2 separate regions of the Mus musculus genome follow, and region 2 is linked to region 1. The links are chromatin loops, found by intact Hi-C in ENCODE. Cell type or tissue: gastrocnemius. All regions are shown on one strand. Each heading gives the region's core, and the rest is flanking DNA. Links, peaks and the distances in the headings are about the cores only. Region 1 has its middle 66 kb from the start of 5033403F01Rik. Region 2 holds the start of Gm46392 (a long non-coding RNA gene).

Region 1 (15,120 bases), core at 2,307-10,306:
AGGCATGGTTGCTGGATTCTGGACTATTAGAAGGCAGGGCCTTTTGTAGTTGATCCCTGGTAGATGGGATGCGATATGAAGCTCAGGGGCTGAATGGAGGATGCCGCTAGCAAACACAGAAGTGGATGCTCACAGTCAGCTATTGGATGGGTCACACGGCCCCTAATGGAGGAGCTAGAGAAATTACCCAAGGAGCTATAGGGAACTGCAACCCTATAGGTGGAACAACAATATGAACTAACCAGTACCCCGGAGCTCTTGACTTTAGCTGCATATGTATCAAAAGATGGCCTAGTCGGCCATCACTGCAAAGAGAGGCCCATTGGACTTGCAAACTTTATATGCCCCAGTACAGGGGAACACCAGGGCCAAAAAGTGGGAGTGGGTGGGTGGGGGAGCAGGGGGGGGGTGGGGGACTTTTGGGATAGCATTGGAAATGTAAATGAAGAAAATACCTAATTTAAAAAAAAAGAAAGGTTGATAAATGGAATCAAATAAAAAATCCACACGATGTAAACCCCCCCCCCCCAAAAAAAAAAAAAAGAAAGAAAATGAAGACAGTGGGAAGAAAAAAAAAAAAAGTGGAGACAGGTGTCTTATCCAGAACTTTTCTGTCCACTTTTCTCTCCACACAAGTTCTTTAGATGCTATCGATGAGTCAGGCTCTAGCCTAGATGTTGGACAAGCAGCGATGCATGAAAAAATTAGAAATCATCGTCGTCGTCGTCATTGTCGTCGTCGTCTCAGTCTTTGTGGAGTTTGATAGCTAGTTTTGGTGTTGTCTTGACTAACGTGAGAAACCCCTAGAAACGATGTAAAACTGTCCTCTCCGCGTGTGCCTGTCAAAATGTTTCCAGAAGAGATTCGTCTGGGTGTCAGTTGAGATAAGCAGGGGCCGACCACTGTGTATCTAGGCAGCAATGTGCAGGAGCCAGGGAACCTGATGGAGCGTGAAGAAGGAGGAAGCTTACAGGTCACACATTGGACCCTTTGTGAGCAGGCGCACTACGCACTGTCCTTGTTACCTGTGTGCATCGGACTCCGGGTTCTTCAGACTCTCTCCTCAAGGTTTCAGGCAAATATTTAGTATTTTGTTTTCAGTTATAGTCTTATACATTAGTGATAAGTGATTAGCGACCCTTAAGATACAGTCTGCGGCTCAGTGATTGTATGTAACGGGTAGTGACCAGGTGAAGGCGAGCTGTTTGATTTTTGTTGCTGTGGTGGTCGTTGACCTTCCCCCCACCCCAAAATAGCTACTTTGAAATACAAAGTGAAGTGTAGTCATCTGCAGTCCACTCTGCTATTGGAAAGGGATGTCGTGCTTCTCGGGGTCCTTTTAGATTTCAAAGTAAGAAAAATTTTGAGTTTGAAGGGAAAGAAAAAAATAAGCATATCCTATGACATCCGTGAGGCTGGGCTGAAATATCAATCTTCAGTTTTATTAATCTTCTGATGTTTCCCTTCATTGCCATTATGTAAATGTTTATCAATTATCAGTGAGAGACTAATTTTTTTCCTTGCTTTTATTTTTATTTATTTTGCTTCGTAGTTACAATCATGCTGGCCTTTCTCCAGGTTCTCTGGCACCTAGATTTACAGATGAAACTAGTACTCCTCATTCTTTCTCTTACAGGCTTCCAATGTTTTAGATTTCCTCTCAGACTGTGAAAAGTTACATTTCACTATATTTCGAGAACCCCCTAAAGAAAATAAATTAGCTTGTTCAAATTTCCGTTTCATTTTCCATATAAAATTTTATTTCTTCCTTTGGTCCTGGAAATTCCATTATATCTCTTTGACTATTGCCTCTCCTTTATTCCTTTATTTTATTACTAAATCCATATTAGTGACTATTTTTATATTCTCTAAAAATCTATGTACACTAAAAATAGTGTACATATTTTAATCTTTCTGACCTAATTTTATGAACCACCTCCTATTACCTGATCTGTTATTTAACTAACACACTGAGTTATCTAGAAAAAAATCAAATCAATTGAGATAAAATATATAGGCAACAAAGCACGTATGTTATAAGTGTAGAGTTGATATATTTCAAGAAACGTATTCAACCACATGATTGTTCCTGGGTGAAGACGGGATGTTTCCACTGTTTCAGTAAGTTCTTTGGAATCATGGACAGAAAAATCTCCCCTTCCACCTCTTCTATACTACAGTTGATCTTATTTATATCACAATAAATTCACTTTAGTTGTAAGATTTTATACAAATGATGACCTTGCTTTTTTACTCTTTTTCACTTATCTGTTTTCAAGTCAACATAGTGTTTGGAGGTCCGTTCATATCATTATTTTTTATTACAAATGCCTTCTGTTTTAATGCTGTAAAATACTGAATTAATATTAATTAACAGAAGCACTGGGGATTGAACAGAAACCCCATGCTTGCCAGATAAGTGCCTTTCGATGGAGCTATAGCCCCCTTCTATGTAAAATATTTATTCTATTATCTTAATTATGTATATGTGTGTAAGTCTGTGTGTGGGTATGTGGACATGAGTTCCAGTGCTCACAGGAACTAGACGAGGGTGTCTGATTTCCTGGAGATGGAGTTTCAGGTGGCCATGAGTCATGTCACCTGGGTGCTAGGGTCTGGGTACAGGTTCTTTAAAAAAGAAAAAAAGTGCCAGTAAACCGCTAAGCCATTTCTCTGGCTCTACCTCTCTCCACCATTGTGTGTGTGTGTGTGTGTGTGTGTGTGTGTGTTTGAAACATGATCTTGCTCAGATGCCTAGGTGAGACCTGAAATCTGTGATCCTCCTGTCTCAGTTCTCTGAGGAGCTGGAGCGAGAGGCTGAGCCATTAAGCATTGCTTTCATTTTATGAATATACAATGAGAGCAGTAGAGGCCAGAATTTATTTTGCTCCAGATGTACCTCCTAAACAATGGTATATAGTAAACCAGGAATATAATTACATTCCTCATACCATGTTATACTTTTAGAATTATTAGATTGAAAATAACCATAGTGTCCAAAAAATGTAATCAACAAAATTCTGGAGAACATCTTGTCTGATATCAGAAATGTGGAAGAGTGGTAGAAGTGACTTAAATGTTCCTTATAAAAGAGTAGATGGACAGAGACAATTTCATCAAAAAAAAGATAACTTTTAGGAGAAAAAGTTCAAGAATATATATATATATACACACACACATATATGCATACAAATATACATCTATCTATCTATCTATCTATCTATCTATCTATCTATCTATCTATCTATCTATCTATCTATCTATCGAGATGGCCTCTTTGTGTAGCCCTGTCTGTCCTGGAACTAGCTCTGTAGACCAGATTGGCCTTGAACTTATAGAGATTCGCCTGCTTCTGCCTCCCAAGTGCTGGGATTAAAGGGCAACACCACCACCCAGCTACAATTTTTAACACAGCTGGGATTTTGTATTTCATTGCATTGTCTAAAGGTCTTGAAAGGGACAGAGATGGGACCTGTGAGAAACATTACTCTCAGGGGAAATCAGATATACACAGGAATAGTAGTGCTCCTAAAAGATGTGGCAGTAAATGAGTGTGTGCCTGTGTGTGTGTGTGTGTGTGTGTGTGTGTGTGTGTGTGTGTGTGTGTCTAAAGAACACCTTTTCTTCCCTATACATTTCTATAAAATATTTATAGTTTAAAAAAAGTAACAGGAGAGGGCACTCTTAAACTAGCAACCCCATGCATGAATTAAGTAGGAAGCAGGGGGTGAGGAGCAGGGGAAAAGCGTAATAAGCAAACAATTTCATGAGAAAACAATTTCAGTGGCTGAAGACTTTCCAGAAATAATCACAACTCCGAAAAGCATTTGGATTTCACGTTTGAACATTTAAGTTAAATGTGTGTGTGTGTGTGTGAGAGGTGGGGGATGGAGGGAGAGGGAGAGGGAGAGGGAGAGGGAGAGGGAGAGGGAGAGGGAGAGGGAGGAGAGGGAGAGGGAGGAGAGGGAGAGGGAGAGGGAGAGGGAGAGGGAGAGGGAGAGGGAGAGGGAGAGGGAGGAGAGGGAGAGGGAGAGGGAGAGGGAGAGGGAGAGGGAGAGGGAGAGGGAGAGGGAGAGAAGTTGAAATGCTAGCTATATTTTAGGAATTTGAAGAAGAAAATGAAGGCGCTATATTACAAGGTGCACAAAAAGAATAGATTCAAGTGTTTGTGGTTTAAAAGACTGCTTCTGTGATTACAGCAGAGGAAACCCAGATACACTCCAATGTGCTCTGAGGTGAGCGGCTTTTGTGTAGCAGCAGCCAGGACAGAAGCAGTGAGGGGTGACTGTAAATGCTCAAAGGATGTGACCAGAAACTGCTCTGTCCACAATCTGACACCTATCTGTACCTATAGGGAATCCATGGGAGAATAGGGGTTGTCTCTGCCTTAGGTGCCTTAATCACAGACACCATCACAATTTAGTTTCCTTATAAAAAGGAATCCATATCTTTAGGACTCTGGCATCTAGACAATTCTGTTTACTTTCCAATGAGGGCACTGAACGCCAAACAGAAGTGATCAACCAGTGAGCAACTCACTGAAGGGTGGAGAAAGAACTACTTTACGGCATTGTGTGGGAGGGGGAGTAAATGATGAAGGGAATAGATACAAAGAAAGGCTCTTACATTCCAAAATCGTCCCTAAGCCAAGGCAATGGCAGGCAACTACTAGGAGAATTTAGTACTTATGGTGTAAAGAACAGAATCATAGCCCTGTCAAAACACATCAAGTGCATCTAAGCGCTTGACTGGGTTAATTCAAGTTCCCACAGTAGTGGACTGACAGTCATTCATAATAGGTTACTTTTCAAGGAAAGGTTTAAAGGTAAACAAAACCAGGGATGGAGGAGAAGAAGTCAGTGTCAACAGAATTAGATACAGAAGTGAGACAGATGTTGACAAGATCAGATCCAAAGGGTGGCCAGGATGAAACTTGGACAGAGAGAAATAGTAAAGACTAGAAGGGGAGAACTAGAACCTCACAGATGTGCCCACAGGTGAGGCATGCCCTCAAATGGGTCAGCGGATAATTTAATACAGCCGAGGAAAATATCACAGATAGGAGTCAAGAGATGTTCCTTAAAATAGTCTGGACTAACACACAGATAGAAAAGGTGGACGGATCTATGAGCCAGGGAACATTGAGAGAATCTAAGATATAGCACATGCATGGTATTTGACGTCATCTCATAACTCATAGACATATATGTTTATTTAATGTATGTGTTATAAAAATTTCACAGCTGGCATCAGTTGTCACTTTGACATACCTGGGAAGGGGAGTTCTTAATTAAAGAGCTGCCTTAATCACATTGAACTGCAGATAAGACTGTGGGGCATGTTTTTGACTAATGATTGATGTGAGAGGCTCCAGTTCACTGCATGTGGTGCCTCCTCTGGGCAGATAGTCCCGAGCTGTATAAGAAAGGTGGCTGAGTGCGCCAGGGAGTGGGCTAGTGAGTAGCCCTTTCCCTGGGGTTTCTGTGCAAAGCTACTGTCTTAAGTTCCTGCCTTGGCTGCTCTTGACAGTGGGCTGTGAACTATAAGCTTAAATAGACCCTCTCCTCCCCAGGTTACTTTGGTCAGTGTTTTGCCACAGCAACAGAAAACAAACCAGAACAATTAATCAGACACACACACACACACACACACACACACACACACATGCATTTAAACCTATATATTATATATACATTGTTTTGTTGTTTGTTAATTAGCTTTGAACTTATTGTGTAGACCATAAAGATGGCACTCATCTCTTTGAGAATTATAGCCATAAACCTTTTACTGAAAACAATTTTTTCCTTTTCATCTTTGTGTGTGTGTGTGTGTGTGTGCATGTTTGTCTCATGCATGTTGTGCATGAGAGAGAGAGAGAGAGAGAGAGAGAGAGAGAGAGATGACTTTAACACTCAGGATCCCCACATGAGAGAAGAACATGTCATCTACCACTAAGCTACATCCTCAAACAACAGAGTAGCTTTTCTCTTTCTCCTTCTTTCTCCTTCTCCTCCTCCTCCTTTTCCAGACCCCTAAAGTTCAGTTTTTTTGTTTTTTGTTTTTTATAAAGTAATGATGGTTGGGAAGCATTTAAACATTTTTTGTCACCATGGATGTATGGTTCATAACTAAAGAAATGAAAATGTATCTTTTTTTTTTTCATTAAAAGTGCTAGTCTCCAGCATTTGACAGACAGAGGCAGGAGGATCATAGACCTGGAGCCAGCCTGGTCTCCACATTGAAACCCCACCTCACTATTTACTCAAAAATGTCAAGAAGTTATTATTTTCTTTTTTTGAGCATGAACACATCCAGCACATTTGTGATAGTCGTTTGGGAGGCCAGGGAGGGCAGGGCTCCACCCACATCAGTGGAGAAATTCTCCATCTGACACTTGCTCCAATCCATTCTCACACTATGAAGAATCTACCTTAGATCCTATAGATTAAAGGCATGGTCTTCCCTGATTGCCTGTCCCCAAGTCTGTGGTTCATGCTTCTAATAAAACTATGAACTGGAATTTCCATAGTATCCTTGGAATAGTTTATGTCCTTACAGCCATGGGCATATTAATATGCTGGTTTAGTTTACAGAATTGAGAAAAATTTCTAGGTTTGTTATTATGAAGGATGTTAGAAAAAGTTCAGACAAAGGCCAAATTCGACACAAGGATCCAGAGACACAGGGATGGGACACAGAGCTACAGACTTCCTGTGCCCCTATTAGAAGCTCCATCCTCTAGGAATCTCCTGTGTGTTTAGCGATCTGGAAACTCTGGCACACAGTTCACTTGGGCTATTCATGCAAGCTTCAATCATAGGCATTCTTGACTAAGTCATTGGCTCTTGGTGACCGTGTCTCCTCCCCAGTGCTTGTAACATGGGACAGAAAGTTCCAATCCGTAAATCCTGCCTTGGTCTTTCTGACGACTGCCCCCTAGCTTGTTGTTATTAAAGAACTGCCAAGCAACAGTGATCTCAGTAGCATAGGAAGACACCACCCTCATTGAGGGCTGAAATAATCAAGGCTCTCCCTTAGGCTCTGATGTACGGAGAAGGAGCACAGCTCCTTTTCCGAAGCCAAGCTTATGTGTGGTGAAGCTGGTTATGGCCTGGGGCCAGAGGCTTGGGGGATTAGCTTCCTGCCAACTTGATCCCATTGTGTGATAGTTTCTCTTGACTTTGTCCTATTTCTTCCCGGAGAAAAGAATGAAAGATGCCGTACTTCTTAAATATACTTGCTCGGCACACAACAAGGCTTGGTGTAAGACATCTCCGCCACAGCTTTCAGTGTTCTTCATCTCTTGGCCGTCCCGTGTAGAACCCTGTGACTGAAGAATGAACTGCTTGGTCCAGGCCACTTTATCACGGTGCGAAATACTAAGAAGTTCAGGAATGGTGTGCAGGAGACTGCCTGAAGATGGAGCAGAGGAAGCCTAGGCCATAATGACCATATGCATGCTTTCCCATCAGCCATTACAACCAGGAAAGCTTACATACAGAGATAGTAAAGTGGCCTCAAGCATCCTGTTTATATCAGAAAAGGAGAATAAGCACAGCAGATTTCTCCACAGGATTTTTGAGATAAAATTTCCATCTTAATTACACTCTCCCTCTACTTCCATCCTTTGAAAAATATTTAAAAGTTTTTCCCCTCCACTATTAAGGAACTTAACAAATGGGAAAATTTGCATAACAATTAGAATTCTTTTTTAGTATTATAAACTTCATTCAAGTTACACTCACGTAATTTCACAATCTCACTTCAGATGCTGGGCTTTTTCAGCCATGCTGTGTGGCTGAAGGTTCGGTTGGTGGGACCTGAAGCTCAGAGCGGGTCTTGGTGGATTGCAAAGGCAAGAAGATTGAGCAGCAGAAACTAGGGCATGCAGGAGTTAATAGAGAGGATTTTAGCCAGATTTTGTTACAGGGTCCCAAATACCCAAGAGAATAACTTAAAGGGGAGGGGAGATTGTTTATTTAAGCTCTGCTCTTCAGTCCGTCCTGGTGAGGATGGTGTGGCAGAGTAGAGTGGGAATAAAGTGGACCACACTATGGCAGACAGGAAGCATGGTGGCAAGGGGAGATGTCATGCATTGGCAATTCCAAATAGGTCCAACCCTAGTTCATAACTCTTTGAAAAGCTAACTAACAATTCAAACCAGGTACAGCATCTACTGGGTATTCATTCCTGTTTAATTCACAAACCAGGCGGTAAAATATTCTGGTATGATTTTCTCTACAATGACAACAAATTGAGCCAAACTAAGGAGGGTGGACTTAGAGAAGGGCACATTATTTATTTTTGTGATGAATTTCTATAAAGAAGAACTTGTGTATCCAGATGAGTGTCCTTCATTGTAATATGTTTGGTTGTCCTATAATATTACTGCCTTCATTCCCTATCAAAGCAACAGAATCCTGACTTCAAATGAGATTGTTAAGAGACAGCAGAGAAATAAAATGAGACAAAGTATAGTCTTTCTGTTAACTCTCAAGAAGCAAATAGAAGACAACTTCTTAAGGAAAAATAGAAAATCATATTCTAGATGATTTTGGATGAGTATTTTGGAGTATGTCCTGGGCCTTTTCAGGGAGAGAATGAAAGAGATGAACAAAGTTTAAAAACACAGCTGCATGGAGAGCCCCTCTTTTCTGCTTACAGAGAATGAGAAGGCTCGGGGTTCCCTGCACACAGTAGAAGTCTATGCTTCTGTTGACGGGGATTTCCTTTCTCTTAATAACACGTAGGGACTTGAGGGAATTTCCATAGCACTTTTTTTTTTATTTTGCAGTGGAAATATTTTGGTGTTTATCTAACTGAAAATATTGAGACACTAGAGTCTGAAATGAAGTGGAGAACCACACATGTCTTTGCTGAGTGTGATCTGAAGGTAGATAATGAGTTAAAACACTTTGGGAAAAGGACATGTCTCATGCTATGCGGGTGGGATCTGGGAGGAGTTATGGTGGGATAAGGTCAAAACAAATTGTATGCAAAGATGAAATTATCATATAAATAAAAATGTTATGTTAAAATTACTTTATATGAAAATCTTCCACTCTCTACTTGAGAGTGGAAGATGTAAGTCTAGGGCATGTCCCACATTCTTGAATATGTTCACTGAGCTGACTGACTCCATTCGTGGGCAAGACATGGGAGCACAATGGTGACATTCAGGAGGATATAACTTGGGTTACAAAGATGGAGATGTCAAAGACAGCTGCTAGAGGAGATAAAACCTTGGAAAACTCAAGTTTCCCCAAAGGGTTTCAGGGAATCTCATCCACAGATGGCCACTTTGACACCCTCAAACTCAGTTTTCTTTGCACAATTACAAGACCATTTCCCTGGATGCTTGTGCAGTTTTGATTCCTTTTCAGGGCTGTGTTGTTAAATCTCCTCTTGAAAAGTACATGGCCAATGTACACTTACAAACCGATTTTTGTAAGGAACAATTTAACGTTTCCTATATCAACCTGGGCTCTGAAATTCTGAAAAGCTAGTTTTCCATGATGGAAGGCATGAACTACTGGGCACTTAAACGTATTTAAAACAATCCTGTAATCTATAATAAACACCACTGAGAATTCTTATACATTAGGATTTGCATAGGTAATATTAAAATTTCAATTACAATATTCATTGCTGCAATGATTTAATATGAAATATACTCCCCAAACTTATTTTTTTAAAATTTAAAAAAGGCATGTTTCCTATCAAAATGGTTTAAAGGTCTTTTGTTGGTTATTTATTTTGTGGTATTAAATAATTGTTGGATATACTTGACAATTTATATCTAATGTATTTGGAGAACCAAGAATTTCTTGTTTTGATAAAATAGCACATTTTGAGAGAGAAAAAATGAAAATGATTTCAAATATATAGCATGGCAGTTTCCCTATGAGCCTTTTTATTAAAAAATAAATGTCTGAGGGGCCATCTGTGTGGCAGCTGAGGCTCCTCTCTCCTTGGTTTTCATCTATGTCAAAGGCATGATTCTTAGTGTAAGGACTACAGAAGGAGGAGGAGGATAAAAGCGATGGACGAAAAGAGTTTGTAGAAAAGGAGGATACTGGGTAGTTGGATGAGTAAGAACAAGGTATAAGGACTTCTACATCTGAAAGCACCATAACAAAACTTACCGCATGGATTCAGTATGCTAACCCTAAATATGAATGACAAGTCAAAATACTGCTGTACAGAAAGAATGAAAAAATACTGTATATTTTTATTTGATAAGTGGATACTCCTGCCTCCGTTTTCATCTGCCTATTCAATATATGCAGATATAGTCAAGTTAAAGTACCTGCGCGAATCTGCTTGGCTTAAACAGTGCTTCAGTTTACTCAACACTACAGAAGCCAAGAAAGACTGTCAGACAGCGAAGCACAATAGAACCTGGGATTCCTAGCTTGATATTCTTAGGTGGCAGCCCTGTTAGTCCTCATTTCATGATAAAGCAATTTGGTGATGTTATGTTTGAATGTGAAATCTCCCTCCCTCTCCTAAGTAGAATCACATGTTTGGACACTTGGTCCCTAGCTGGTAGCACTGTTGAGGAGGGCTGTGGAACCTTTAGGCAGTGAAGCCTTACCAGAAGAAACGAGTCCCTGGAGAAGACCTGGAGGTTCTATAGCCCCGCCCCTCTTGCGGTTCAATCTGCTTTCTGGCTGCTGTTGTAGCATGACCTGCTGGCTTCTGGACTGTGCACCTGTGCCTTCCTCTCTTGTGACACGGTTTCCCTGACATGATGCAGTGTTCCTCAAATGGTTGTCCAGTTTAAGCACTTCTCCCCTTTAGTTAGGCATTATGACATGGCAACAGGAATAGTAACTGATTCAGGTAGCAAAATACATTCATTTCTTCTTGCAGAATTTCTCATTGGTTTATGCAGCACGGCTCTCTGATTTAGACTGTATCTGGGATGGGGTACTGTATGTAGCATCTTCAGAGTGACTAGCCTTGGCTGCTTTTTACAGAGAGATTGCAGTTGGTGTATTGTTAAATCCTCCTTCGGGTTCCTGAAAGGAAAGCTGGGAATGGATGGGAAGAATGGCGAGAGAAATAACGAGCCAAGACAAAGTTCTCTGATCAAGGCTCAATCTGTAATTGTAGGGTCTTGAATTTAAAGGGGGGAGACCCATCCCCCACTTTGCCAGGCTCTCATTACTTTTGTCAGGATTTCATCAAGAAAGCAAGCCAGCTGCTCAGTGGGTAGCTTCATGCAGGAAGCTGCAGACGTGGCACACAATAATAGTCTTTACGTAGGTCGGAAGACTCCACCCTAGGTGGGCTAGCTGACTGTGGCAGAAACAGGTCTGATTCAGCCCACTCAAGGCTGGGGAGAAGGGCACAGGCATTTTTTCCTACAATGAAAACAAGCAGGAAGATAGATGAAAAACTTGTACTCAAAGACAGAAAGGCGAGACTTCTCTAATAAGGACGAGTTTCTTGAATACAGTTGTCTCTGTCTCTATTTGGATAGGTGATAATATTGTAGGTGAAATCTATGAAACAAGCTGTGTTAAAAATATTTTTTCTCCTTATTAAACAATAAAGAAACCACAAGGAAAAGAACATTATAATGAAAACAAAACCCACACAGGGCAGCAGGACCCAGAAAGTTCATGAAGTGGGGACCTTATTAAGTCTTGTCTCATGCTCTAGTTCCCCATGGTGCTGAGGATGGAAACTGTCTGCACACCATGCAAGAACTCTCTCCCGGAAGCTGCTTCCCAGTCTTCTGTCCAGGACGGACAGTGTCAGGGTAGAGTTGCAAGAGGAGATCCCGAGGGGCACAGCTTCTTTGGATGCGCAAAAATACCTAACCTTTGTGTGTTTGACAACATTTATTCCGAATACCACCTTCCCACTCTCTACTCTCGCAGGGGTTAGTGTCAACTGATGAATGATAATATCACAGCAGGTAGGCAACAAATGGAATCAAAGTTTCCACTGAGCCCAAAGTTGCCACTGGAGGAAACAATGTTAGGAAACCTCACTTCTGACAGCAAGAATTGATAGCAGAGAAATGGGATTTGGAGATGCCTCACAAAGTGCACCTCAGTACTCTGTGATAAGCCAGGACTAGAAGCCAGGTCCTCCTTCAGATCCTCAGACAGCCAGGTCTACTACCTCATCCATTGTCCCAACTTGGCCAACACAGGATCTTGCTGCACACTGGATGATCATTTTTTGTGGCCATTTTGTCAGGGTGATGTCAGGGTGATGCATGTGGGGTTGGATTGCTTGTCTAGGGCTTAGGAAGACTCAGCTGGGACACTGGGGGGTGGGGGGTGGGGGAGGGGTGGTGACAAACACAAATAAAGTTTTGTTTTTTTTTTTTAAATAACACTATGTAACTTTAAGTATTTTTCTTGCAAATTTCTGTCTAGACCTCCCTCTATTTCCCTCCAGGTATAGCTTGGCGTTCACTTCCAGTATTAAATTAGGTAATTAATCCAGATGAATTTGCATCCAAATAGAGTTTTCAGGATTGTGTCCAACTTGGCTTTTAGGTTTTACGACCTATGACTGGTTACATTCGGTGCTTATATCCTGTGAAATACTGTTGAAAATTATGCATTTCATTTTTGGGTTATATATGGTGTAAAACAAGTCTAGAGGGCACATGAAGTTATTACATTTAACACTTTTTTAATATAAAAGAGAGAAATAATTTTGGTTTATTTCAGCACTCAATATTGAAATTCTAGGTGATTCTAACATATTGAAAAGTTTAATTTCTTAACAATTATTTAATTGTTTTTGATAAAATTTATTAATTTTGTAATATGTGGTGGAGAAGTCATTTGTTCCTATGGGTTGTTTGGTAAAGTATGGCGAGTGATTATAATAGAAAAATGAGAATTGTCTACAGTTATCTCTTAATAAGGAAAAGAAAGAAAAATGAAAGCTGAAGCGTGGAAAAATAAGTGGCAGGCAGCATTCCTGCTACAGGAGCTGATTCTGCCGCAATGTCGGAGTACTTCCATGGAATGGCAATACAGAAGTCATTAGCTTCACTTCACACATCACCATGGAAACCAGCCTGCTGATCACTCTGACCTTTCTGACCAATGGATGCTACTCAGCACAAGCCAGCCATGTTTACTTAGAGTTCTTCCAGTGGAAAGCCAAAGTCACTGCCATGGGGATGCTCTGTGACCTAAACCCACCTAACTACTTTCTTTCTTTCTTTAAATCATTCACAGCCTGATTCATTTACTGTGCAGTTAAAATTGAGAATCTAACATAATCGTTCTCATTTTTAAAATTAGTTCTTGGAGAACTTTGCACAATGTAGTTTGACCATATCCACTTTACTTCCCCCATCTTCTCCCTGACCCATCTCCTTACCTACCCTTATTTTTGTGTCCTTTGTGTCCTTTTTTTGTTTTGTTTTGTTTTGTTTTTTAACTCAACTTCAATTTGTGCCATGCATACATTCATGGGTATGTGGATATCTAACAAACCATGGTTGACCTACCAGGGGCTATAGTCCAAAGCAAACCAGCTGTCCCTTTTCTAACAGCTATAGTTGCCAATAGTTCTTTAGCTGGGCGTGAAATTTCATGCTCACCTCCCATCTCCATGCTTGGATTTTGTTTAGCTTGAGTTTACATAGGGTTTGGATCTGTTTTCACAACCATTGTGAGCTCCTATGTACAACTGCCCTGTTGTACAGAAAACATTATTTCCTTATAGTGATCCATCAGTTCAGACTTTCAAAAATTAAAACCTTATGCAATTTTTAAATTCTCATAATTTGAGACAATATATCTGATGGGAAAAATCTTCAAAAAACCCCCAAAACCAAAAAACTTCACCAATCTGTCTTAATTTACTCTGATTGGCACCTGGCTAGGCAATGATTAAACTTTTTATACTATTCCCTTACACAGTTGCCAACCAGATTTTCATTTTATGTGATAAAATATTTATTCTGAATATTTTGGGTTATGCTATTTTTGGAGCAAATTATTCAGAAATCACCCTGTTGCATGTATATTTGGACAAATGAACACACAATTAGCACATGAAAGTTCCTTTGTCTTATTTCATTTTTATTTTATTTCATATTTTATTTATTTTAATTCATTACAACTTTTAATTGCTTTTAGAAATAACCTTGGTGGCCTCAATTACTTGAGATACACTTCAACTTTCAAATTAAACTGAATTTGTGTGTGTGTGTGTGTGTGTGTATGTGTGTGTGAGCAAAACACCTCTCTATAGGCTGGTTGAGCATATTGTAAGGAGAACTGCTCTTTTTTCATTCTTTAAATTACAGCTCATTCATTTAAAGGGATACTTGTCAAAAAGAAAGCTTTAAGTAGTGAGTTAAAAAAGCACTGTTAAATAATTGAATTGACTGTGATAAAATTGCCTTAGTTTAAATAGACTAGTCTGTTTAATGAATTGTGCTTTTATGGGGTGAGATAAATCTATGTGAACTCAAGTGGTTATCTCAGGAACACCAAGTGTGGCTAGCATGAGGAAATATCCAGAGGAGCTGCTTGCAGTAACCTGGTAATATTTTATTAAAGTTATGTTCAGGAAACATTACTTTCTGCCAGGTTAAAAACAACAGAGGAGAAATTTATTATCAAGCTGGCACATGTACTGCATGTTTCTGATCTTACTCTATTTTTCTCCTCTTTGAGGACAGATCATACCTCGATGCTTAATTAGGAACACAGCACCTAATTTTCAATGTCTAGGAGGGCATTCGACTTAATAATCTTCAGCATTGGATGAAATTATTTTGGCAAGGAGACTGTGGTGGGAAATTAGTTCCATGTTTTAAAGTAAATTTGGCAGGTTGACTTTCCTGTTTGGTGTTGAAAAGGGTTTTTATAACACAGGATTAAGCTACCATGCAGGCAGTTTGTGTAGCAATGGTAGTAGTTATCACTTCAAATGGGAACCTCAGGTGGAATATTCTAGAGCCCTTGATTGTACTCTGCCTGCTGCTAAGTGCTGAAATACATTTTATGTGCTTAAAAACAGGAAGGCAACATACAGGGGAAAATAGTCTCACCACACAAAGACAAGTACCGACATAAAGATCTGTTCTCATCAAAAAGGAATTGCAAAGCCAGACAGGAATGGCAA
Region 2 (17,216 bases), core at 4,058-12,057, 170 kb before region 1:
TCATTTTCCTGCAGGAACACAAGTCACTCTTTAGTCAAACATTTTTTCCCCTGTCATATGTTGATTTACTTGAAATTGTTCTCTTTAAAGTGGCTGTAAGATCAAAACTACCATGTGATTCTATAAAATTCTCCGCTCTGCTTGGCCCTATCCAGAAAGGACTGCCTGTAATCTTGATCATTCTGAGGAATATCATTGCTATGACACAACAGGACTCCTGCATCATCCACATCTCTTGTGAATAATAAGCTGGTTTCTGCATTGGAACGAGTCAAGAAAATGGATATTATCATCTTAGTACTTGCAGGACAGTTGTACAGTCTTCTCGCTCAAAGGAAGGTTTCAGTGCACCAGGTACAGCACCTACTCTTGCTGTGTTGTGCCCATCTCCAATATCAGCATGTCTACCCATCAAAAACCAGGAAAGCAGGAATCCTGTTTGGAGTCCTTGGACACAGCACTCAAGATATTTGACCCATTCCTGAACACTGCTGTGTGGGCCACGAACCCTGAATCCACAAGACAAGATGTCCATATGAGTCATGACCTGCTTGGATACTAGATATGTGTCACTGGAAGAATTAGGTACAGACACATATTCCAGACTTCTGTTCCCATATTCTGCATTCAGCCATACATTTTTTTTTAAATTATGTATCTCTTTAACAGTGGGTTTCTGTGCTTACATTCTGAATATTTAATATTTAGCTTCCATTCTCTCTTTAACAAATGCTGTCTTCCTAGGCCTTTGTGACATGCCGTGTTGACTAAAAGCTGGGTTGAAGGTCACGTGCCTCTTGTCCAGGTCTAAGGTCAGGACCTTTGATCTTCTCAGGATTCAGCTTGCCTTGAAGTTGCTGAAAGTCGGAGAGTTGAACACCAGCTGTCCTGCACTCTCACCTCTGGCACCATCCTGATGTCTGTTGCAATAGGCCTCATGGAAGGTGCTTGGGTCCTCAATTCTGTATAAATACCCTTAGAAATCAGAGTAGCCAGGAAGTTCAAACTAGCCCCTCTGTTCTTATCCCTCAAGTTCTGGTCTTCATATGGTTGGCAAGCAAGGCTTAGCAAAGTGAGGACATTCGGCCATTAGCCCCCGGCAAGTGTCTATAGAAGGATGGCGTAATGATACAGGGATGCGATCGTCTTCCCCACCTCTGTTCTTTGTGAATTTCCCACCATGCACTGCAATCCCACTCATTTTCCTGTCTCTTTATATCTTCCCCCTGCCCTTGTCACTTCCCCTCCAAAAGAAAATAAAAGTGAAAAATATAAACAAATAACAGAACCACATCTCACTGTGGAAGCTGCAATGTGTCACAGTGTGTCACACAGTACATATACCCTTTTGCACAAATAGATTTACCTGCAAATACTCATTGCATGAATCACTGGTCTGGTTCAAGACCTCTGTTCTGCTGCAGTGTTAATACTGAATCCTCATCAGAGTCCTTTTGAATATCATGCTGTAGCCCTGTGTCATGGAGATTCTGGCACTTTGGATCTGCAGGATTGACCCCTTCATGGCTTTCAACAGTTCTTAGATGGGGGTAGATATGGGGATGGGCTAACTCAGAGCCCTGGATCTGGGCCTGGGTGGAAGCTACCAGGTCAGTCTACCAGGTCTCTTGTGCACAGCCCATCAGGTACAGTTCTTCTTTGCCCAGGTAGGGTGCAGATGCTATAGCTGATGAGGGGTAGAGCCGGCTCTCCTGCTCTCAAGCCCATAGGGCCAGCTCTACTGGGCTGCCCAGGTGAGTGGCACAGTTAGCTCAGCCACATTGCTCAGACTTAACATGGCCTCAGAAAGCAGCCCAGCCCAGCCCAGCAATGTCTGCATGGCCTTGGGTGGTAACATGGGTCTTGGACATCACCACAGATCCTGGCTGCAACAGAACTACTGACTGAGACTTCCCCCCTCCCCCAAACCCCAGGCCTGGCATCATGGGTCCAGATGTCACCATAGCCTCAGGTGACAACACAGGCCATTCAGATCAGTATGTCCCCTGGTGGCAGGCAGTACAGCCCTCAGCCATCCACATGGTCTCAGGCACCAGTCCAGACCACAGACATCCAGACAGCCTTCAGTAGCACAGATATCAGCAGGGACTCCTGCTGTGGTAGGGTCACAGACTCAGATACGGCCCTTGGATGCCCTCAGGCCTGGACATCACCCTGGCTCCAGGTGGTTGTGCAGGCTCCTCATATCCACCTGCTCCTCACCACTATCACATCTTCAGTTCTTCCTCGCACTACAGTATATGAGCTGTTCATCTTCTCCTCTCCTGTCTCTCCACAGTGTAGTCTTCCACATCTCTCTATCATATATTTGCTTAGCAAGGTAGCTCCTATAGCAGGGTCAGCGCTTGGTGTCCCTCTCTTCTGGCTTCCCTGGAGCCTCTCTTCTTTTCTATCAGATTTTCTTTTCTACCTTCTTCATGGGTAGTGAGTAGGGTTTGCTCCTGTGTCCTCTACGTAAAGGTACTCATGCTTTATTTCCTTGGGTAGTCTTCATGTGACACAAGAGCTAGAAGAATTTAGAAAATTCTTCCTTTTTCAATGTGCCAGCTTTTCAGACCATTCCCCCACCCCTCATCCCAATAGACTGTAGTTGCAAGGAGCAGTGGGAGTCTCTCATCTGTGTAGCTACTCAAATCAAACTCAAAGGAAGGGCCCATTAGCACAGAGCACAGGCAGGCTTCACTCCCAATGCTCCTGAGTTCGTGTGCTGGGTGGAGACCTGACTAATCCCATCTCTCACAGGATCCAGGGATGCTAATGCCTCTGGAGGACCACGGGAGGAGGACAGTCCACAGCATTCTTAAACATACTCAACTGCCATCTCATCCTCACTAGATGGAGCCCTTAGGCTGATCAGAGAACGTGTCAATGTATGGGGAAATGTAATAGTAAATTTACTCTTCCAAGGCGCTCCTTCTCATACAACCCTCTGCAAAGCACTTGGTCTTCTCAGTATCCTACAGGACCCTGTCCCAAGGCTCTTGCAGTACCAAATTCTGAGGCTGTACAAGTCCCTCCTGTAAAACGAAGCAGCATTTGCATATCGCCCTGCATGATGTAGATCGCCCTTCCGTGACTTATCTCTCACAGCATCCGCTCTTCGTCAACAGCTGTCATGCTGTATTGCTGAGGGAAGACTGACAAGAGAGATGTCTGAACATGTTTTGGACAGATGCGACCTCTCTTCATGAGAGTTTTCCATTTGTGGTTGCACACTCATGGACAGGAAGCATGAACCATACCAGCCACAGTTAAGCACTGTTAACTCTGAAAAGAAGTCAACACTACTTCTTTGCATCTGGGCTCTGTTCAACTATGACACTTTCTTTGCTTAGTTGATATCTTGGTGACATATGCTTTCACCACAGAGGTACACGCACACACACACACACACACACACACACACACACACACACACACACACACATATATATATATGTATACACATATATATATATGTATATATATGTATACACATACATATATGTATATATATATATGTATACACATACATATATGTGTGTGGGTGCGTGCCCCTTTTCTAGGTTGTGTTTTAAACCCTACTGAATAGAAACTTTGCAAAAACACATCTTCCTGCTTTGGAAGCCTTTTTCCACCTCTCCAATAGCAGTGAAGTGACATTGTCACTGATGACTTAATTATGATCCCCTGTGGGTAAATGTTAAAGAAAATGATTAGAAGACAGAAAGCATTTCTTTGGATTCAAATGTAGAACCACAGTGTAGATCTATCCCTTTAAAAAAACAGAAGCAGGCCCCATACTGTCTTTCTCTGGAAGATCTTTCTGTGCAGGCAAGAACTTTCAGAATCTACTTAGCTTTATTGTTTCTCAAAATAAGGCACAATTGCAGGTCTACAGACTGTGAGTCATGCAAAGGCAGAAGTAGGACTAAATTTGTTTCCCAAACCTCATCAAGTTTAGTGTTTTTTTTTCAGCTTCTTGATTAAAGTGGGGGCTTCTTGCCCTCATTTAGTTAGAAGATGCAGACACAGACCACCAAACCCTCCCAACATTAAATGTCCATGCTGCTATATAAATAATGGCCCAGCCAAGAACTGAGATGATGACTCAGTGTCCGTTTTGCCTTCTACCACCCTGCTTCCTCTCCACCCTTGTCCTGGGGAGACAGCGCTGTGCTAACGCAGCTCAGCCTGGAAGTGGGGCTCTCCGCGGTGGCATGTCCTCCTACTGAAGAGGCAGGGAGCTAATTAACATGGCCTCCTCCACAGCATCTGCAGCAGTCTTCCCCTGTATGTCTGTTAGGGCACACCCTAACCCGGAGTGAAGGTGTTCACTAAGTACTGAGCCCCGAAGAAACGAAGAAACGTAAAATGGGAGGGACAGAATGGAGAGGGGCTAGTCCCAATGGCTGGTTTCTAAACCATGGTCAAGGTAAGTGTTCATCCAAATAGCAGGCACTCCCCTCCCTCCCTCCCTCCCTCCCTCCCTCCCTCCCTCCCTCCCTCCCTCCCTCTTTCCTCCCTCCCTCTTTCCTCCCTCCCTCTTTCCCTTCTCCTTTCCTCCCTCCTTTCTCATTTCCTTCCTCCCTTCTTCCTTTCTCCCTCCCTCCCTCCCTCCCTCCCTCCCTCCCTCCCTCCCTCCCTCTTTCCTTCCTCCCTCCCTTCCTCTTTCCTTCTCTCCCTCTTTCCCTTCTCCTTTCCTCCCTCCTTCCTCATTTCCTTCCTCCCTTCTTCCTCTGCCCCTCATCCCTCCATCCCTCCTTCCTCTCGCCCTTTCTCACAGGGTCTCACTCTGTAGTCCAGGCTAATCTTGAACACTTCCTGCTTCAAATGCCTCTGCTTCCCAAGTGCTGAGATTAGAAGCATAGACCACCACACCAGACTTCATTTTCTTTCTTCTTTCTTTCCTCTTCTTCTTCTTCTTCTTCTTCTTCTTCTTCTTCTTCTTCTTCTTCTTCTTCTTCTTCTTCTTCTTCTTCTTCTTCTTCTTCTTCTTCTTCTTTTTAACAGGATTTCTCTGTATAGCCCTGGCTGTCCTGGAACTCACTTTGTAGACCAGGCTGGCCTCGAACTCAGAAATCTGCCTGCCTCTGCCTCCCAAGTGCTGGGATAAAAGGCGTGTGCCACCACGCCCGGCTTCATTTTCTTTTAATTAAAATTATTTTCTCCAAGTAAGATTTTATACTGCATAATATGTGACAGATATTTTAAAAATTAAAAAAAATATGACTATACACCATGTCTTCCTTTTCAATTACCCATAGCAAATGAAAATCTGCTTCCCGTCTCATATGAAAAGATCTTTATCCTTAGTTTGACCATGATGATTTATTATCCTCTCTAGATTTTGGAGATTTTGTTTCACGACTCTCAAATGCCTTTCAGTCTTGAAACTTATCAATATTACCTTGTGCGCAGTCAAAAATACCTTTTTATTTGCCACAAACTAAAATCCTTAATTTGGGATGACTGTGAGAATCTTACATAAGAAAGCCAAACATCTAACGCCTACTAATTGTCAGTTCCGAATTTGCAGTGTTTAACTTTGAAATGGGAGGTATGGGTTTATAAGTTCTGTCTTAATTTTTGTGGAAAACTTTTGTTAATTTTGAACTATGTCCCAAATGCTCACCAGAGTGAGGTAAGAAAGCAGTGTGAGGGAAGACAGCGGCTTCTCTGCCTCGGGGTCCCACTTGCTCCCCAGCAGGTGCCTAGCAGGCTAAGGCATCTCCTCTTCCCAGCTTCCACTCTAGAGAGAAATGGTACACGTGCCCTTCTAAATCGAGAAGACCTTTCACGTCCACTTGAAATGTTAAAAATTAGGTACTTTCTTTTATCCCACAAGAGATTATTAAATAAAAGTATGAAATTCAGGGTCCCTTGTTTCTAAAAGAAATTGTAAACTTACTGAATTAAAGTCAGTGTCAAAGATTCAAGAATTTTTTTTAGCACTACAAAAAAAGAGTAGTGGGGGAAAAGATATCTGGAGATAATAATAAAGTCAGGAAACAGAACAGAGGGCCTTCGTGTCTGTCCAGAGGGACCACCATCTTTTAATATAGTCTCTTAAAAATACATGCATTGCCACACTTTTCATTAGCCTTAATTTTTTCATCAATCATGTTAATTTATACAGAGGGCACTTAATAATAGCTAATTAACACTTATGACTTTTGAAATTAAAAGACCTTTGGAGAGATTACTGCTGATTGGAGAAAGGATTTTTTTTTTTCTGTTCCTCTCATTTTTAGAAAAGAGAAAGATAGAGCAAGAAGGTGTGGGGCCTGGGTGTGTTGTGGAGAAAGCATCTTCCTGCCTCACAGATGGCTCAGCACATGTAAATGTGGGATGTGTGCTTCAATGCCACCGTAGGAAGAAAGTGGTCCAAGTACACAGCAACTGCCATAAATGAGGTACCAAATACAAACTGGAGGTAATCTCTAAATAGACCGAGACCTAAAGGACATTTATACAGGACTAAGTCTAAACCAGGCTACCAGCAAACAGCAACAAAAATACATTTTCACTCTTTTTGAGTAAAACTAATTCCATTAAAAAAAATCACAATTTACAAAACTGAAATTTATTTTAGTGTGATATGCTGTATATAATTACTTTACCTGTAGCACAGATTTCTGAGTTTGCTCTCTGTGCCAAATTTACCAGTTATGCTTACCCATATAATTTCTTTATACGTTTCTGCTTCAGAACCTGTGTTACTAAGTAGACTTAAGACATAATTAGATTGATGGGATCTCATTATGTAGTTCAAGCTGGCCTTGAACCAGAGATGCTCATGCCTCTGCCTTCCCATTGCTGGAATACAGGAATGAAAGATCACATCTGCCCCACCTCCCCAAGTTATAAATTGTATCTTTTTAATGTCCATAAAATGCTTCCGGCTGAGTGTTTGCTTTGTGTCATTAGCATGTCTGTTATGTGTGGATATGCGAGTGCACCCATACATATAACATTATATATAAATATTATATATATAATAGTACATACATAGTACATGTATGCTCATTTAAATTTATAGATTTAAATGATCGTCCAAAATATTTTTGCCTACCAGTAGATGTCTCCCTTCCCTGACAGAAGGGCTCAATCTGTAGGCCAGTCTGAGGTTTTCACCAAATCTGGCTTTTTGTGTTGCTTTGGTTTTGTACAAATGGAGAAATCACGATTTAAAAAAAAAAAAAAAAAAAAAAAAAGGAACTGTTCACAGTGAAGCACCCCTTGTCCTTGTCAGTCTTTAAAATGCCCCCTGGGCCTGGTGCTGCACTCTTAAATGAAAACCATCACCTGGTCCCACTTAAGAGGACGCCATGGCAAATTCTCATCTCTTCCATATCTTTCAAGTATTTTAATGTCATCTAATGGTCTATATGGGACCCAAGGTGTGTCAGTGATTATCTGGGGTAAAACCGTGTAAGCTGTGGGTTGTGAGCCCGACATGGATAGCACAACTGACTATGGGAGTTGAAAAATGGAAACAGTAAAAGGTATCTGCATGCACACCAACCCCAAATGGACTTTATTATCAAACACACAACGGCCCTGAGATGTTTCTGGCACTGCTTGCCGAGTTGCATTGTGGGACTTTACTACCGTGGTACTCCTGAAAACACAGCATACAAACTTCGCATATGTAGACCACTGTGCTCGGTGACACCAAGAGATGCTCCCTGAGACTCAAAGGCTGATGGTCGCCGTTGTTGCCTGGGGGACTGCAGTGGTTTTGGCATACATACATATGTTCTCAACCTACAGAAACCTAATGGTTCCATTACAGAAAACAGAATGTGGACTTAGCGCCTTATACTAAAGTAGCTCATTAGCACCCCCACCTCAGTGTGCAAATGTGTAAATTTACTTCCACCTTTAGTTAATAGCAAAGTGGTAAGCATATGAAAGAACTGTTTTAAAATCAATTCCTTTATGATTTATTAACTGTAAACCTTCAATTATGTATCTATTTTGCATACCTGTGTACCTTGAGGAAATATACAAATTTCTTGAGAAAGAAAGAGGTCATGAGTGAAAAAGTTTAAGAAGTTCTGGTTTAGGGAACTATGGAACCAGAAGATCTAAAGAGAGATTAGGGGATACATTTCTGAATATAAACAAAGACGAAAATTGTACACATTTAGATATTTAGAAAATTGTCGATTTAGAAATCATTCAGATTACTAACGAAGATTGAGGATTCTTTCAGAGATACTTAAAATATTACTTTTCGTAGTGAGTGCTGTGCCAGGACCAGACACCAAGCCCGCTAGGTTGGCACCATGTATTGTATGAGGCAGCAGATATCAATGGCACCTTTTAGAGGATGTTACAGCATGTACCAATCTCTTGTCTTTTCTCTGGTACTGGAACTATTAGTTCCAGGTTAACCATTTTAATTGCTCATGACATATGGCATCTTTTGTGTTGTGTAGATTGGGATTTTGCCTACTATACAATAATGTTCTTCTACTATTTAAGCAGCCAGTGTCAATACTACTCACTAAATTAGTAGTCTTTGAAAATGTCATTATAGAAAAATACCTGTACTGGCTGGTTTTGTGTGTCAACTTGACACAGGCTGGAGTTATCACAGAGAAAAGAGCTTCAGTTGGGGAAGTGCCTCCACGAGATCCAGGTGTAAGGCATTTTCTCAATTAGTATCAAGCGGGGAGGTCCCCTTGTGGGTGGTGTCAACTCTGGGCTGGTAGTCTTGGGTTCTATAAGAGAGCAGGCTAAGCAAGCAAGGGGAAGGAAGCAAGCCAGTAAAGAACATCCCTCCATGGCCTCTGCATCAACTTCTGCTTCTTGACCTGCTTGAGTTCCAGTCCTGACTTTTTTCAGTGATGAACAGCAATGTGGAAATGTAAGCTGAATAAACCTTTTCCTCCCCAACTTGCTTCTTGGTCATGATGTTTGTGCAGGAATAGAAACCCAGACTAAGACAAATTGGTACCAGGAGTGGGGTATTCCTGTGACAACCTGACCATGTTTTGGGGAGGACTGTGGAAGAACTTTGGAGCTTTGGGCCAGAAGATCCATTCAGTGTTAAGAGCTCTGTGAGATGTTGTGTAGGAGCTTGGAAGATAATGTTGAGAACAGTGCAGAAAATGGAGGACTGTATTGTGAAATTTCAGAGGGAAAATTAAAGACTCTTTTCAGGGCCATTGCTATTTTGGATTGTGAAGATTCTGTGGTTCTGGTTAGCTGGGGCTGAAGAATCAGCTGTGATTAACAAGATACCAGAACTACTAAAGTGAAAACTTTTCCTTACTGGGACTATTGATGCTAGTTAGCTGGAGCTAAGAAATTAGCGGTGATTAAGAAGAGACCAGCATCATTGAGGTGACATCTTCTGGGAAGTGTTTTCTGAGAGCACAGAGGCTGTGTTCTAGAGATAGCCAAGGTTGTACCTTGTGCTGTGGCTGGACTTGGTAATGTGTAAGAGTTACCTAGGTGGTACTGGTTTTGAAGGCGTAAAGGGGTCATGCAGAGCAGCTGAGGTCACAGAAGCACTGTGAGAGGCCATGGAAGGCCATTGGTGAAGGTTGCAATTGATGGCCCAGAACTGAAGGGGTCATGCAAAGGAGATGAGGCTTGGCACCATGAAGAGAGCCTATGAGAGGGTAGTGTTGAAGCCTAGTTATAGTGGAAGACAGCAGCAATGGAGTACAGGCATCTGGAGCCTAGAGGGCAATGTGTGTGCTACAAAGGGCATGGCTGGAGAAGTGACCCAAGCCCTTGGAGGAGACCAGAAGATTGTGAGTTGGATCCCAGACATTGGATGGTTGGAGATTGATTTTTTTGCTTTTTATTGTGACTGTGCCCTGATATTTTTTCCTCTTGAAGGAAGAAGGTATTTTATTGGAGTCCCCAGTTAAGAGACTTTGAAAGATTTTAAAAGATATTGGATATTTTAAAGTGATTGGACTTTTAATATGTAAAGACTGTGGGACTTTTAAAGTTATTTAGATCTTGGGGATGAATAAGAACTTAAGGGTTGAGGCTTACTAGTGATGTGTTTGTGTGTCAAGTTGACAAGGGGTCAATTGAATAGAAACCCTGACTAAGACAATACCTAAGCTTTAAAAATGATTTATGGGATGCATGACTCTGGTTGATGGAAAATATCTTAGTTAAGGTTTCTATCACTGTAATAAAACACCACGACCAAAAGCAACTTGAGGAGAAAACGGTTTGTTCTATTTTACCACTCTCGGGGCACAGTCCATTGAGAGAAGCCAAGGCAAAGGACTCTGGGTAAGAACCCAGAGGCAGGAACTGACACAGAGGGCCTGGAGAAACTCTGTACTGACTTAATCCTCATGGCTTACTCAGCCTTCTTCTTATACTACCCAGGACCTCCCTCCGAGGTGGCAATGCCTGCAGTGAGCTGGGCCCACTAACATCAATTGCTAAGGAAGAAAATGCCCCACCCCATAGCTTGCCCACAGGCAAATCATATGGAGGTGTTTACTCAGCTGAGAATTCCTCTTCCAAATGACTCTTTCTTGTGTCAAGCTGACATAAAACTATCCATCACAGAGCATCTCGACAGCTTCTGTCTTAGCTAGGGTTTCGTTGCCATGAAGAGACACTATGACCAAGGCCACTCTTACAAGGGACAACATTTATTTGGGGCTGGCTTACAGTATCAGAGGTTCAGTCCATTATCATCATGGCAGGAAGCATGGCAACATTCAGGTAGACACGGTGCTGGAGGAGCTGAGAGTTCTCCATCTTGGTCCTCAGGCAGTAGAAAGGGACTTTCTTCCTTAGGCAGCCAGGAGAAGCCTCTTTTCCTCACGCAGCCAGGGGTACCATTTCCTGCAGGCATCCAGGAGGAGATAATCTTCCACATGGGCAGAGGTGAGCGTAGGAGTTCTCAAGGCCCAGCTACAAACACACTGACACACTGACACACTTCCTCTGACAAAGCTGCACCTCCTCCAATAAGGCCACACCTCCTAATAGTGCTACTTCTTATGGCCAAGAACTGAAACACATGAATCTATGGAGGCCAAACCTGTTCAAATCACCACAGCATGGTAACAGGATCCTGGTAAGGGCTCATTGGTGGAGAAATATAAAGAGAAACATCCATGTGAGAAGAGAAGAAACAGGTGAGACTACCTCAGTCTGTAACAAGCGGCTCAATGAGGACTCCATCATTCCTGTGAATATCGCCAACTAGTTAAGACAGGTTAGTACATTCATGATTTAATTATCTCTCACCACTATATCTCTCCATTTCAGCATTACCATACTGCAGTCCACCTTTGGGCACATGATCTTTGTGGGACAAATAATATCCAAACTATAGCTGGCAGTTGCTTCTCTCCTCTAAACATTGGTGAGTATCTTAGTTACCATTCTGTTGGTGTGCAAAGGCACCATGCCTAAGGAAAGGCCTATAAAATAAAGCATTTGATTGGGGGCTTGCTTACAGTTTAAGAGGTTTAATCCATGATTATCATGGTGGGAAGTGTGGTGGCAGGATAGCAGGGATGGTGCATGGGCAGTAACTGAGACCTTACATCTTGTTTCACGGATAGCAGTCATGCAGGCAGGGAGGGAGGGAGGGAGAGGGAAACAGAGTGGGGAGGAAGAAGGAGACAGAGAGGGAGAGGGAGAGGTTGAGGGAGAGGTTGAGGGAGAGGGAGACGGAGATCATGAATCTAATTTCTTTCCTTCCTTTTGTTTCTTCTTTGAGCATGACTACTAACAAACTGCAAACAACCCCCCCCTGAACGACCACCAACCATCAACCCCTCTACTCGGTGCCCTAAAATTTTTATAACATCTATATACCCTCATCAAAATTCCCAAAATTCCCAAAATTCCAAATATCACACAATCACAGAAACTATCTGCAGCTGGCAAAACCACGCCTCTGCTAGAGCATGAGGCAAATCATAGTCAGCTGCTGTAGACAGTCCAAAGGAGCCCCACATCCCCATACTTGGGACTAAAATCAAAGCACTCTCTTAAAATATTTCGGTGAAGCCGGGCGTGGTGGCGCATGCCTTTAATCCCAGCACTCGGGAGGCAGAGGCAGGTGGATTTCTGAGTTTGAGGCCAGCCTGGTCTACAAAGTGAGCTCCAGGACAGCCAGGGCTATACAGAGAAACCCTGTCTCAAAAAAACAAAAAAAAAATATTTCTGTGAATTTTTAAGAAACCAAAATTCCAGAATGTCACTACACATGACTTTGTATATGAGTATGAAATTGTAAAAAAAAAAAAATGTAAAAAGCAATTTAAAAACTTGATGATGTTGATGAATTAGTGGTCATGGGTCTGTATTTTAGTAATCACAAATGGAAATCAGTGATGTCGATAACCTCTTCGGCTGTCTCTCTAGGCTGAAACATGCTTTCATTCCTTTGTCTTTAGTTAGGGCAGAGGGGATCGTCCCACTTGGGAAACTACTACCAAACTTAACAAGTTTACATTCTGATTTACTAAGAGGACAGAGACCTCCACTTGTGGAGTCTGATAACTTTCATTGATATTTAGAATTAGCAGACATGGTCAGAAGAGAAAGAGGCTTGTAGCAATGACTTTTCATTTTTTTATGAAGGGTCATCCAGCTTTGACTTTGGCAGTTTCTATTTTGCTCTGGTCAGTTTGGAGAAGCTAACCATTTAGGACCAGTGCGCGCGCACACACACTAGCTGTAGTGGGGACCTGTTTCTGGTGTACCTCCAAGACCCTCTCCCACCCAGGTAGTCTCTCCAGTTTGGAGCTACTCCTAGCAGTAAACAAAACTAACCTTTTGAAAAGCGAGCTTATTTGGTGGCAGAACAGATTCTTGGCCAAGACGGTTGCCATGGCAGCCAGCACGGCCTGGATTCATGTGCTGAAACATTTTGGTGGCTAAGGTACTCAAGTGTTGGTCTGCTTCATCATTCTACTCTCAACAGTGTGTCGTATCTTTCTTCCCAAAGATGACTTACAAGTAAGTTATCCATAGTCATCTTAACAGTTAATGCCATGTTGAAATGAACGGCACCTCCTCAACCCCACCTTGTTTTCTTCACAACCAATCTTGAAATTCTGTCTCTACTCATTTCCTGTGGTCTCTTATTGCCTGACCTCAGCCCTTGCTACCATGAAAGTTCATCTGTAACATCTTAGTCACTAAATCCAAAGCCTCCCCTTAATGGTTTTTTACATCTTTATTTTTTAGTTTTGAATGTCCCTATGCACACCCCTTCCCCCCCCCCCACTTGGATTCTGCCCCACGATCCTCTCCTTGGCCTTCCTCTTAGAATTTACTTCTTCCTGTCACTCCCCAAATGGAGCCTGTTAAGGAGCAGGCATCTCCCTCATTATTTTTGTCTTCAAACCTTCCCCATGGTCATGCTTCACGACTGTGTGATTGTCAGGTTCCCCCCAGAAGATGCACTGTCTACTGGCAACTCTGACTGACATAGTTCTTGTAAGCTTGGATCCCATGGCCAACTCTACTATCGAGGACCCTCAAAGTTGACACGTTCTTAGCCCTGCCTCTGGGTTTCTTTCTCCTCATCTTCTTTTCTCTTGGGCTCTCTAGCCTTGTCAGAGAGAATAGCCGCTCTAGAAGCTAGCTAGAAATAACTTTGCCTACCATATTGTTCTAGTTTATGCAGTTTTGATTTTGTATTTTCATCTCTCCATGGTCACGGGTGATCCAAAGACATTAAATAGGCAATTCCAGAAATAAACAATTATAAGATTTAAATTGTTATTCTTAGTAATATGATAAAAAAAATCTCACATTATCCTGCTAAGGGTCAATCAGGATACTATGTCCACACTGCCCCATGGCTGCATAGAGAAAGCTTTCATTAATGATTATTAGTAATAATTTCTTACTATGTCTAATCTATAAAGTGACCTATGTCATATGGAGGGATAGGAAAAATAGGTTAGATAAGGTTTAGCCTTATTTGTGCATACAGATCCATTGAGGATCTCCTCGTGGAGAACAGGGACAACCATACTTGGTTATCTTTCTACAACACAGCTTTCTCTTTGTATTGGATGCGGGAGGAAGGGCACTGAGAGACTGGCAGCCTTGAAAAGTTCAGTAGAGGCAAGTGTGCCCAGTGGAGGAACAGACACACGTCTACTTCTGGGCCCTGGGTCACAGGTGTCAAAGCCTAGGGAGTGACGCTGACCGGCAGGCATTGGCTTGGAACCCAGCAAGTGATGCATGCTGCCTCCTGCTGTCACCAGCTCTTGGTTGCTTTGTTGGTATAATGTCCTCTGTCCTGCCACTGCCTCTGGCTTGCTTTCTTGACTAGGGAGCCTCACACTCAGACATTACTTTGACTGGAGATTGTTTACATTCATCATACCAATATGAAGTAATAACAACAAATGAGCAAAATACAGGCCTATTTTAACCTCCCACCCAGACTGTCATCTCTACTTCTGCTTGCCAGAGGAAAGATACCAGTTTGAGATTTTGTTTTGACATAGTTGGTCCTGCTTGATTTTTGTTGCCCTGTCTCCCTCTTCCTCCCCCTCATGACTGTGCTATTATTTAAGTCTCTGGTGGTCTGACCACTACACACACTGTCTTCTGTGATCACCTGCCTTTCATTTGCACATGTTTGCACATAATGTCTCTGCCTGCTTCTCTTTCACATTTTTATCTTCAAGTGTCTGCCTCCTCGTGATCCTGTTTTCAACTCACATCCCAGGTTCTCTACCAGGTCAGTTCATGGATTATCTTCTCTTTTCATTGGGATGTGGTCTTCATGTATTTCTAATTCTCTCTCTCTCTCTCTCTCTCTCTCTCTCTCTCTCTCTCTCTCTCTCTCTCCTCTCAACTGTGTGTGTGTGTTTATGTGTATGGACCTCAATGCAATTCCTTGAGGCCAGAACCCTGCAGCTGGGGTTAATCCTGCAGCTGGGGTTAATCCTACAGCTGGGGTTACAGATGGTTCTGAGCTGGGAAATGAACTCCAGTCCTCTGGAAGAGCACTGTTGGTGCTCTTAATGGCTGAACCATTTCCTCCATCCCTAGATTTTGTAGTCTTCTGAAGCCTGAATTTTAAGATAACATGATGACACATTGTGCCTGAGAGAGATAAGAAAAGGCTGGGTCCAGCCTGATGAAAACAGTCTAGATGCTTGGGACTTCTCTCTGACTTTCCATATTGCTCTGTGTGAATGCTTTTGGTGTTTTGGTCATTTTCGTTTCTTCTTCCCTCATATGTCACCGGACATGGCTTTGATCTCTGCAGTGTTCTTCTCTATTCAATGGCTAGAGTTACCCTTTCCAGAGCCTGGCCCCCATCTCTGCTTCACCTCATTCTACAGTTACTCTGCAGTAACTTTCTCCTGTCAGCACTACAGACAGCATGGATAGTAATGGCATCCGGATTTACATCTTCTTCCCAGAGCCTTTGAAACTCAGACTTTTACACCTCACTGCTTGCCTGTCTTGAATATCAGGCAGCATCTCAAATTTAACAACCTCCACACTTCTCTACCCCTTCTAGATTTATTGTTACTGTAGTGGCCACATCTTGTTTTAATAGCACAGCCATTTCTCACGTCAGAAGCCAGCAAGTCACCCAATCTCAGTCAAGTTGTATGAGGTTTTTACAATGTCTTGAGTCCATATTTTCAACATCATCATCATCGCTATCACCATCATTCATTCAGAGGAGCAATATTTGATTTCACAGTGTTATGCAAAAAAAAAAAAAAAACCTCATCTTTATTATCAGAACTACACTGTTCAATTATAGAACTGAACCCTGTCAGAAGGCTTCTACCTGTCCGTGCAATTATCAGTGTGTATTCTCTTTATTATTGGCCTATCAACTGTATTTATCTCAGTCTCCCTTGGCAACAGACCAGAGACCATTTGTTGACTGACTGACTGAAGGGAGATCCTGCCCTAAGACCTTTGTGCAAGAGAAAACCAATAAAAATCTACCCATCACATGCAAAGAAAAGCTGTAATATCTGTGTAGGGTTAATTCTCACAACAATTTCTATTTAATAACATGTTCAGGGGGGCTTTGTACTTTCAGATCTCTACTCCATTCAGATTGGATGGAATTATTGACTCGTCAGAAAACAGTGCTGGAGTTGCTAGTTCGTCACATTTTTTAATCATCATAAATTGAAAATCACAGCTGGAGACCAGAACAATCTACAAACATGGGGCATCATATCACTCTGAGTTAGTTCTTGTCTAGATTTCACAGGGAACATCTGTTCCTATTGCAGGCCTGCTGATATCTTGATATTTGGGTCAGAAGGAGCTGCCCATCATGAGCCCCTGTTTCCCTGGTGGGTACAAGAAAGATGGGAAGCTGGACATATGCTCCTTTCCAGGAAAGGTAATTTGACAAAGATGCGTGGTCCATTTCCCTATGTATTATCTGACCTAGTCTTATGCTGCCAATATCATCACTTACACACACACACACACACACACACACACACACACACACACCACAGAAGCACACACATATAGACAGGCAGGCAGGCAGACAGACAGACAGATACACACACAAAGATACACACATAGAGGTATTCATGCACACACACACCCTGCCAGGCACATACGCGCACACACACACACACACACACACACACACACACACACTGTATTTCAACTCACTTTAGAAAGTGGAAGAAAGAAATTTGTTCTTAGAGAGCAGCTAGCTGCAGCTCATTATCCAATGATGGCATCCTCGAGAAGTGCCTCATGACTTCTGCCCACTGGATTCCAACTCTAGTGTTTGTGTTCTTTCTCTAATTTCGTAACCTCTAAGCGGCCATCCCAAATATCCATTTTTCTTGCTAAAGCATTTCTGTCACTTACAACCAAAGCTCTGGTTGAAACAACCAAACAGTTATTCATAAATCATGAAGCTACATGAGTAGTTAACAGTGACTAAACATTTACTGGGGGCCAGACTCTGTGGCACTTCATATGTGCAATATGAAATAAAATATGTGTTCATGCAATGAGTAATTTTTTGTAATGTGGACCCTGAGAGATGTGCACAATAAAATCTCATAAAGTCGAGATTAATCCAGAGTGGATAGATAATTAAACACAGTGTCACTTGTTTGTTTTGTTTGGCTTTCTGGTTTGCTTTTTAAAGGACTTTGATAAAAATAAAAAGATCCAGAAAGAAAACAGGTAAACATATAACACAGCTAAAGAGAACATGCTCGCTAACAACA

Evidence for each region. Peaks named below come from ENCODE experiments on the same cell type or tissue, not always from the same donor. Only the 100,000 strongest peaks of a DNase experiment are listed, where the experiment ranks them.
Region 2: it touches region 1 in a loop (2.5-fold over the local background); 18 of 42 quality-filtered maps call a loop at or near these places.

What each region holds. Positions count from the first base shown.
Region 1 is chr13:39,019,409-39,034,528 of GRCm38, forward strand. No RefSeq gene overlaps it. Among named protein-coding and RNA genes, the nearest start is that of 5033403F01Rik, 66 kb to the left of the region's middle. In gastrocnemius, for the core only: no CTCF peak of the experiment used is centred there; a DNase peak (open chromatin) is centred at 7,121.
Region 2 is chr13:38,848,838-38,866,053 of GRCm38, forward strand. It overlaps Gm46392 (a long non-coding RNA gene), which reads left to right and starts at 12,893. Exons shown (of 7, transcript XR_001780837.1): 1 at 12,893-12,972. In gastrocnemius, for the core only: a CTCF peak has its summit at 7,095; no DNase peak of the experiment used is centred there.